2 separate regions of the Homo sapiens genome follow, and region 2 is linked to region 1. The links are chromatin contacts, found by Hi-C or POLR2A ChIA-PET in ENCODE. All regions are on one chromosome and are shown on one strand. The core of a region is the stretch at or near the end of the contact, and the rest is flanking DNA. Distances in the headings are between cores, read along the strand shown. Region 1 has its middle 18 kb from the start of ATL2. Region 2 overlaps ATL2 (atlastin GTPase 2).

Region 1 (5,053 bases), core at 1,343-3,842:
CTCGTCGGGGAGGCTCGGGCGGCGCAGGAGCCCATGGCGGCAGGGGGAGGCTCAGGCATGGCGGGCTGCAGGTCCCCAGCCCTGCCCTGTGGGGAGGCAGCTAAGGCTTGGTGAGAAATCGAGCACGGGGGACCCAGCACACCCTCTGCAGCTGCTGGCCCAGGTGCTAAGCCCCTCACTGCTCGGGCAGGCATGGTCTGCCAAGCCCATGCCCACCCGGAACTCGCGCTGGCCTGCAAGTGCCACATGCAGCCCCAGTTCCCGCCCGCACCTCTCCCTCCACACCTCCCCGCAAGCTGAGGGAGCCGGCTCCGGCCTCGGCCAGCCCAGAAAGGGGCTTCCACAGTGCAGCGGCGGGTTGAAGGGCTCCTCAAGCGTGGCCAGAGTGGGCGCTGAAGCCGAGGAGGCGCTGAGAGTGAGCGAGGGCTGTGAGGGCTGCCAGCACACTGTCACCTCTCACCAGCACTTTGGGAGACTGAGACAGGCGGATCACCTGAGATCAGGAGTTTGAGACCAGCCTGGCCAATATGGCCAAACCTTGTCTCTACTAAAAATACAAAAATTAGCCAGGCGCAGTGGCAGTCACCTGTAATCCCAGCTACTCAGGAGGCTGAGGCAGGAGAATCGCCTGAACCCGGGAGACGGAGGTTGCAGTGAGCTGAGATCATGCCACTGCACTACAGCCTGGACCACAGAGCCAGACTCTGTCTCAAAAAAAAAAGAAAAAAGGCCAGGCACGGTGGTTCACACCTGTAATCCCAACACTTTGAGAGGCCAAGGCGGGCAGATCACGAGGTCAGGAGTTTGAGACAAGCCTGGCCAACATGGTGAAAACCCATCTCTACTAAAAATGCAAAAATTAGCCAGGTGTGGTGGGCACCTGTAATCCTAGCTACTCGGAAGGCTGAGACAGGAGAATCGTTTGAACCCAGGAGGTGGAGGTTGCAGTGAGCTGAGATCGTGCCACTGCACTCCAGCCTGGGCAACAGAGCAAGACTCCACCTCAAAAAAAAAAAAAAAAAAAAAAGATGGTTTTTAATGGTCATAATCATGACATGGGGATTAAAGAAGGAAGAAAATTGGACCTTGAGAAACATATAGAGAGAGCTAATAAAACAGAGTCTATCTGAACCAGTTTTCAGAATCCATTTGGGACAGGCATATCAAAATAGGATGTGTGTGTGTCTGTGGGTAGAGGATGGTAGAAGAAATACATTCCTGAAAAGAATATTGTGGTAAGATCCCTGTAAGCATGTCAGCTAGTAATTGTATACTGTCACTAATGGGAACAGGCTTGTTCTGCAAGCTGAAATCATGATCAGCAGGTAATCAGATCTAGCGCTCCGGGGCTTCCCATGACTCAGTGACTGTTGTACACTAGAAACAAGGGGATGTTTTATTCTCTACTCTTCTGCTATCAGGGTTGGCCAGCTTCCCAAGGTTTGTGGGGAGAGGGAGGAGGGCTGTGAGGTTCAGGGTGTTTTTTTCTTTGGAGATGGGACTCATGTCTCTGATCTCCTGAAATCCCTCATCAATGTATTTGCTTTTCATTCTCTGAACTGGCTATAACTTTTTTTTTTTTTTTTGGAGACAGAATCTCGCTCTGTTGCCCAGGTTGGAGTGCAGTGGTGTGATCTTGGCTCACTGCAACCTCTGCCTCCTGGGTTCAAGCAATTCTCCTGCCTCAGCCTCCCAAGTAGCTGGGATTACAGGTGTGTGTCACCACATATGGCGATTTTTTTTTTTTTTTGAGTTGGAGTCCCGCTCTGTTGCCCAGGCTGGAGTGCAGTGGCATGATAGTGGCTCACTGCAACCTCCACCTCCCGGGTTCAAGCAATTCTCTTGTCTCAGCCTCCTGAGTAACTGGGACTACAGGTGCCTGCCACCACACCTGGCTAATTTTTGTACTTGTAATAGAGATGGGGTTTCACTGTATTGGTCAGGCTGGTGTCAAAACTCTTGACCTTAGCTGATCCTCCCGCCTTGGCATCCCAAAGTGCTGGGATTACAGACGTGAACCACCGCACCCAGCCAGTTAATATTTGTATTGTTAGTAGAGATGGGATTTTCACCATGTTGCCTAGGCTAGCCTCTAACTCCTGGCCTCAACTGATCCACCCTCCTCGGCTTCCCAAAGTGCTGGGATTGCAAGCATGAGCCACCAAGCCTGGCCAACTTGCGTTTTTGTTTTTGTTTTTTTTAACTCTTACTTTAGGTTCAGGGTTACATGAGCAGGTTTGTTATATAGGTTAATTGCATGTCACTGGGGTTTGGTCTACAGATTATTTCATCATCCAGGTAATAAGCATAGTGCCAGATAGGTAGTTTTTCCCACCATCCTCTTCCCACCATCCATCCTCAAGTCGGCCTGAGTGTCTGTTGTTCCCTTCTTTGTGTCCATGTGTACTTGATGTTTAGCTCCCATTTATAAGTGAGAACACGCAGGACTTGGTTTCTGTTCCAGTGTTAGTTCACTAAGGATAATGGCCTCCGGCTTCATTCATGTCCCTGCGAAGGACATGATCTCATTCTTTTTATGGCTGCATTTTTTGACTTTTTAATGATACCCATTGTGACTGGTGTGAGATGGTATCTCATTGTGGTTTTGATTTGCATTTCTCTAGTGATTAGTAACGTTGAGCATTTTGTGGCTTGTTGGCCACATGTATGTCTTTTTTTGAAAAGTGTCTGTTCTTGTCCTGTGCTCACTTTTTAATGGAGTTGTTTGTTTTTTGCTTGTAAATTTAAGTTCCTTATAGATTCTGGTTATTAGACCTTTGTCACGAGTATAGTTTGCAAATAGTTTCTCCCATTCTGTAGGTTGTCTGTTTACTACTCTGTTGATAGTTTCTTTTGCTGTGTGGAAACTTTAGTTCAATTAGGTTCCATTTATGAATTTTTGTTTTTGTTGCAGTTGTTTTTGGCATTTTTGTCATGAAATCTTTGCCCAGTCCTATGTCCAGAATGGTATTTCCTAGGTTATCTTCCAAGGTTTTTATGGTTTTAGGTTTTATGTTTAAATCTTTAATTGGTCTTGAGTTGATTTTTATATATGGTGTAAGGAAGGGGTCCAGTTTCAATCTTCCACATATAGCTAGCCAGTTATCCTGGAACCGTTTATTGAATAGGGAGTCCTTTCCCCATTGCTTGTTTTTGTCAACTCTGTCAAAGATCAGATGGTTGTAGGAGTGTGGCATTATTTCTGGGCTTTCTATTCTGTTCCATTGGTCTATGTGTCTGTTTTGGTACTGCTACCGTGCTGTTTTGGTTACTATACTGGCTATGACTCTTGAGTTAGGTCCATTAGGTAACTCCATGGGCATTTTTGATTAGGTAGCCAGGGGCCATGAGTTCAAATGCTTGAGATGGGCCAGGCAGATAGCACAAGTGTGAAATGGAGTCTGTGGCAAGTTGGAGAATCTATTTCTGATCAAAGGGGGACCCACTAGTCAGCTTCAGACAGTGGTCACTATATAAGTAGACTGGCTCCGGTGGTCAGATCTTCAGATAGTTTTTTAAACCAGAAATCTACTTTTTTTTTTTTTTTTTTTTTGAGGCAGTGTCTTGGTTTGTTGCCTAGGCTAAAATGCAGTGGCACGATGATGGCTCACTGCAGTGTTGACATCCTGGGCTTAGCAATCCACCCACCCTCAGCCTCCCAGGTAGCTAGGACTATAGCCATGTACCACTACACCCAGGTAATTTTTAATTTTTTTGTAGAGATGGGTCACACTTTTAAAAATGTGTGTAATTTTCTGATTTTAATTGTTTGTAATTAATTTAAAAATTAAAAAAATCACTTTGTAAGCCAACTATATGAGCATCAAACAAAACGAAGCTTCAGGTTTCATTCAGTCTCCCAATCCTGTCTCCTGGCTAAATTGATTTTCTGAGGGGAAAAACCCAACATTTATTCAAGTCACTTCAATTTATGGGGGGCTATATTATAAGGATGCATGTGACAATAAGATAAACAGGATTTTCAACCATGCAGCAAGGCATCGCTGAAACCCAGGAACTCTGTACACAACCCAGGTCAAGGGAAGAACAAGGACAGCACATGCCTGATGCTTAGTGATAACTGGAAGGTCCTTTCTCACCATCCATGGTGTAACTTAAGCTTCTCAATTGGTGGCTTGTTTCAATATAAACCACATGTAGCTCACATTAATTTCTCTGGGAACTGTAGAATTCTTGACGGGTTCTCGGGGGTTCCTGTTGTATAAAGGCCTTCATTACTTTAGTTATACCCAAGTGAAAGGGGCATTTACCTCGTGACAAGTGGATTATAGGAGAAAAAGAGGAGATGGTAGGTCAGAGTGTGCTTAGAAGTCATGCCCAGTGTTCTCATCAATGCCAGACATTACGGGCTGCCCTTCCATCAGCCATTCTACCCTTCTTCCTGCTAACAATATCCCAATTTTGTTCAGGTATCAGGCCACTTAATATGTTTCAGGGAAAACTGGTTCCAGCCCAGAGCAGTGTGGACCTTGATTACATCAAACTAATCATGGTGAGTCCATTTTCCTTGCCAGAAATTCGTTTAGGAGTGGACATGTATTTCACTTGTGAGTACACAAGAGACTGAGGAAAAGTCTAAGGGGGCTTCTGGGAAATTTTCCTTCTAATAAGAAGAGATTCAAGGCAGAAAGTAGACTCTTTTTTGTTCCCCTGTTGTATCTTTACGGGGCACTTACAGCTTTGGCAACCAGTTTGAGCTATGCAGGATAAATATGCGAACAAAAGTCAACTTATAGAGGAAGAAAAAAGCAGAAAATTGGAAAACAAAACAAAACAGGTGCCTTAATGCTGTAATTGAACAGTGAGTTAACCCAACCCTGAAACCATCCTACCTTTGAACTTACTGTGATATGAGATATTACCTTCTCCTTTTTTTTTTTTTCTTTTTTTGAGACGGAGTCTCGCTCTGTTGCCCAAGTGGGAGTGCAGTGGCGTGATCTGGGCTCACTGCAACCTCCACCTCCCAGGTTCAAGTGATTCTTCTGCCTCAGCCTCCTGAGTAGCTGGGACTACAGGCAGGCGCCACCACGCC
Region 2 (5,053 bases), core at 1,267-3,766, 71 kb after region 1:
AGACTGAAGATTTAGGCTTCTATTATGAGGTTATATGTTAATCTAGTTGGGAGATGGGCTGTGTTTAACGTGTTTTTTAGCTGCAGGTCCTAGAGGCTTCAGTTTCTCCTTATTCTCTCACTGTCTTTGGGGTTTCCCAAGAACTTTTATTGAACTCAAAATCTGTGTCTTGCAGCTTTTTTATTTGTAATCCACTGTCATTATATTGGAGCATTGTTGATGAGGTGGTAAAGTGTAGGAGAGCAGAAGCATCGTATGCCACCTTATGGTTAAATCTTAGTTTTATTTTTATTCTTTTTTGAGACACAGTCTCCTTATGTTGCCCAGGCTGGTCTGGAACTCCTGAGCTCAGTCTCCTGAATAGCTGAGATTACAGGCAGACACCACTGCACCTGGCTCCTTAGTTTTTTAGTGGGCCTGAGTCCTGGTCTATGACCCTCTTTTTTTTTTTTTTTTTTTTTTTTTAAACAAACAAACAAACAAAACCTTAAACTAGACAGGAAGCCTAGATGGGGCTGGAGTTGGCTAATTTAATTGCTCCTCCCTAGGGTCAGATAAAGCTCTGGTAAAGTAGTTTTCTCAGGAGGGCAGGCTTTTGTTGTGGGGACTGGTGTGTGTGTGTGTGTGTGTGTGTGTGTGTGTGTGTGTGTGTGTGTGTGTGTGTGTGTGTGTACTGGTGTGTGTGTGTGTGTGTGTGTGTGTGTGTGTGTACTGGTGTGTGTGTGTGTGTGTGTGTGTGTGTGTATGTACTGGTGTGTGTGTAGATAGTGGTTACTTTCCCAGGGTGAACTTAAAAAGTGTTACTTCCCCTCCCCTTGTCAGTCATGAGGGAAACTTTCTTCCGTAATTACTTTGAGAATTTTGTGGAGTTCTTTGAGATAATATTCAGGAAAGTGGGGTGTTTTCTTAGACTGAGCCTCTAGGGTTTTTAGTGCTTAAACTAGTTCACTCTCAGCTTCTGACAATTCATTGAAATTGCCATTTAAGTGTTCCTACCAGTTGCTGCAGCAGTTGCTGGTAAGCTGACCTCAACTCCTGATCCTTTGTGTTAGTTTGTCTCTTGTGATTTTGCAGGGATGGTTTGACCTGTGATCTCAATTCTTTGATCTAAGAAAGGAGAGTTTATTGATTTTTCAGTTTGCTAAGCTTTTCTCTTGTTGTAAAGATAGGTCTGATGACTTCTAAACTTTTTACATGAGAAAGCTGACACTGGAAGTCCAATGGAAGACTCTAAAGTCAAATCTCAGTTTAATTACAAGACGTGTCTGCCCCTTCCGTTTTGTTAGCCCTCAAGGGCAACTTTTTTTAAAATTGTGGTAAGATATACATAACATAAAATTTACCTCTTTAACCATTTGTAAGTGTACACTTCAGTGGCACTAAGTCTGTTCACATTGTTGTGTAGCCATTGCCACTATCCATCTCCAGAACTGCTTCATCTTCCCCAGCTGAAGCTCTGTGCCCATTAAACACTAACTCCCCATTTCTCTCCCCAATCCCCTGGCATCCACCATTCTACTTTCTGTCCCTATGAATTTGACTAAGCACCTCATATGAGTAGAATCATAGAATATTTGTCCTTTTGTGTGTGGCCTATTTCATTTAGCATAGTGTCTTCAAGGTCAAAGACACCTTTTGAGCAGAACCTTTTATCAAAATATGTTAAATTCCTCTTCAGCATGTACCTAAGTAGTTAGAGTTGTCCTTTTTCTGGGCTCATGACTTGGGTCAGTCATAATTTCATTGATTTGTCCAGCCCCAGATGGGAAGAGTTGGGCATGGGGTGGGAATGGGGTTGGATAAGATGTTAGACAGTTTTAAACTGTTTTAAAGTTAAATGTTTTATAATTTGTTCCAGGACTTGCAGAGTATTCTCACATATTCAAATGAAAACAGTAAATACAATTGGTGGTTAGAATGTGTACAGTATTTATTGTGTCCATCACTTTGGGTGCTGAGTGTTCATAACCTGTCTCCTGATTAGGTACTAGTTTTATACACATGAAGATTTTCATTTGTGGTGGTGTGGGGAATGTCATGCAACTAGGGAGGATCTCGCTTATTATTGTAGCACTACTTGGATTGTTTTTTTTGAGACTGAGTTTCGCTTTTGTTGCCCAGGCTGGAGTGCAATGGCGCGATCTTGGCTCATCGCATCCTCCGCCTCCCGGGTTCAAGCGATTTTCCTGCCTCAGCCTCCCGAGTAGCTGAGATTACAGGCATGCACCACCATGCTTGGCTAATTTTTTTGTATTTTTAGTAGAGACTGGGTATCTCCATGTTGGTCAGGCTGGTCTCAAACTCCCAGCCTCAGGTGATCCGCCCGCCTCGGCTTCCCAAAGTGCTGGGATTACAGGCGTGAGCCACCTTACCGGCCCACTTGGATCTTAATTTCATTCTTTTTATTCCTTTTACTCCCAGTTGTGATGATTTATGGCTTTTGTATGAACCTTTATTCTTCCAGCCTATCCATTGTGAAAGGGAGTCAGCTTGCCAGCAGTCAGGAGCGGGTGTGCTCTGATACATGTAGGCCTGGCAGGACAACCAACCCTTTGATCACTTGAGCCCAGGATGTCGAGGACAGTGAGCTATGATCGTGCCATTGCTCTCCAGCTTGGGTGATAGAGCAAGACCCTGTCTGTGTCTGTCTGTCTCGTTTTCTTTCTCTCTGTCTAACTAACTAAATAAATGGTTACATAGTTGTTTCACTTTGTTGCTAGGGAGTATACCTTTCCTTTGGTAAAATATGAATTTGTTTCTTACTGTTTAGAATAGGTAAGGTTTCTTAATTGCTGATAATTATATTATGTAGAACGTCTTTTTGGCAAGGGCTGTATTTATTCACTATTTGATTATACTTAAACTTCAGGCTGGGCATGGTGGCTCATGCTTGTAATCCCAGCACTTTGAGAGGCTGAGGTGCTGAGGTGGGAGGATTGCTTGAGCTCAAGAGTTCAAGACCGGCCTGGGCAACATAGCAAGTGAGACCCCATCTCAAAAAAAAAAAAAAAAAAAAAAAAAACTTCTGGTGATTTCAGATTGCCTTTTGCAGTTGAGTTTTATTCTATAAATACTTCTTTTTTTCCTATTTACTTTATATGTCTGGTGGAATAGGATTACTTTTGCATTTCTGAGTTTTGAGGCTTTTGTCTCCATAGTAGTAAATAGTATCAGATTAGTGTTTTTGAGTTTTTAGGTTTGCTTTTAGTAAATTATCACAGCAAATAGGGTCTGTTATCAGCAAGGCTGCCTTTAGCTCCCACTAAAATTCTCTTTGTGGGCAGGAATGTTTATTCTTGTTCACTGCTGTATCCCTAGAAAAATGGCTGGCACATGGTAGAGGTTCCACAAATATTTAATGAATGAATGACTGTATTTTATGAAAGCTGTCAGTGTTCACTATGTTAGAGAAATTATACACTTTTACACGTTTTAAAGAATCTGATTAGTTCTCTGATTTATTTTTTCATCTTTGTTGTTGTTGTTAAATAGAGGCAGGGTCTCTCACTCTGTCATCCAGGCTGGAGTGTGGTGGCATCATCATAGCTCACTGCAGCCTTGAACTTTTGGGCTCAAGTGATCCTCCTGCCTTGGCCTCCCAAAGTGCTGGGATTACAGGTGTAGCCACCACACTCAGCTTCTTTCATCCTTTTGCTGACTAATCAGTTTAGTATTTTTTTTTAAACATTTCCATTACAAGGTAACCTAGGAAGAGATGATACATAGTAGATTTTTATGAGACACCAATTCTTTTTAAAGTTTCTTTGGAAGAGGGGGCTGGCAAACATATAAGCCTATGATTTCAGTCATCTATACTTATAAAAATTTATTTTTACTGTCTTTTTATGATTGTATTGTTTCTAGGAATAATAACAAAGATCATATTTCTTCTGGATTTATTACCCATGCTCAAAAGGGAGTACATTGAAGCTTATAAGTAAACTTTTTTGTTTGTTTAAGAAATACTTAGAGTACCAACTACAAGCCAGGCACACTTCTCTGTGATGGGAATACTTGTAAGAATGAAACAAACAAAACTTTTGTGAAACTTACCTTCTTGTAGAGGAGATAGAAATAAGTAAAATGTAGAGTAAAACCAGAGTTCTCTTAGAGGAATTATTTGTGTAGCCTGTAACTTTTACAAATAATAAATTCATTAAGTACCAGATTTTTTTTTTTTTGACATTGTGGGGGAATGAGATTCTCCATGTCAGAACTTACAACAGTGCAAGGCACTTTGATAGGAGCAGTTTGGTGAACAAAGATGATTGTTTGTAGCCTTTGCTCTCAAGAGACTCACAAAAAAACTGCAAAACCATATAAAGGTAACTCCTTATAAATGGTAACTTTTTTTGGTATGGTAGAATCAGGAAGATGTGTGTTGAGATCTATGGGGAGTATCAGGAGCACAGACAAGAAGAGTAAATTAAAGATGGATTGTTATCAGCCTGGGCAACGTGGCGAAACCCCCTCTCTACAAAAAATACCAAAATCAGCCAGGTGTGGTGGTGTGCACCTGCAGTCCCAGCTACTTAGGAGGCTGAGGTAGGAGGATCCTTTGAGTCCGGGAGGATGAGGCTTCATTGAGTTCTGATTGTGCCACTGCTCTCCAGCCTGGGTGACAGAGTGAGACCCTGTCTCAAAAAAAGAAAAAAAAGAAAAAGAGAAAAAAGGATTGTTATGCAGCAGATCTCCAGATGGTCTTATTGGTAGTGCGGAGCCACAGATGACTTTTCAGCAGGACAGTGGCACGATTACATTTCTTGTGAACATTCAGTGACTATGGAAAAATGGGTTAGAGGATAGAGCAGGAGTTGCATAGAGACCAATATGAAGTATCCAAATATGTAGTCAAGGGGCAGGATCACCAGTTTTACTTGTCCGGGGAGTGTCAAAATAATCTTCTGATTCCTGTGAAGGGTGCCTCCTGAAACACAAGTCCATCATATATACTGTGAATGGAATTGTCTCAGGTGGCAGCCCCTTCTGACCAGCATAGATGAGGTCTTTAAGTTGTAGGTATTGAAAACTGAAGAAAAAGAAATGAATCCAA

What was found. A loop is a pair of places that touch in the nucleus more often than their neighbours do. ChIA-PET counts read pairs that join two places held with the same protein, here RNA polymerase II (POLR2A). Pooled maps may share reads with other maps.
Region 2: POLR2A ChIA-PET joins it to region 1 with 16 read pairs in activated CD4-positive, alpha-beta T cell. The contact joins two enhancer-like sites. A Hi-C loop is called at or near these places in 2 of 50 pooled maps. POLR2A ChIA-PET finds 5 or more read pairs at or near these places in 4 of 52 experiments (HEK293, activated CD4-positive, alpha-beta T cell, activated CD8-positive, alpha-beta memory T cell and 1 more).

Annotation. Positions count from the first base shown.
Region 1 is chr2:38,392,535-38,397,587 of GRCh38, reverse strand. No RefSeq gene overlaps it. Among named protein-coding and RNA genes, the nearest start is that of ATL2, 18 kb to the right of the region's middle. RefSeq lists an enhancer at 98-598 and a silencer at 2,495-2,695. Within about 2 kb of position 2,592, at least 4 of the 41 ENCODE cell types and tissues checked have a DNase peak (open chromatin) inside an H3K27ac peak, as active enhancers do.
Region 2 is chr2:38,321,319-38,326,371 of GRCh38, reverse strand. All of the region lies in intron 2 of ATL2 (atlastin GTPase 2), which reads left to right. Among named protein-coding and RNA genes, the nearest start is that of ATL2, 53 kb to the left of the region's middle. Within about 2 kb of position 2,516, at least 2 of the 41 ENCODE cell types and tissues checked have a DNase peak (open chromatin) inside an H3K27ac peak, as active enhancers do.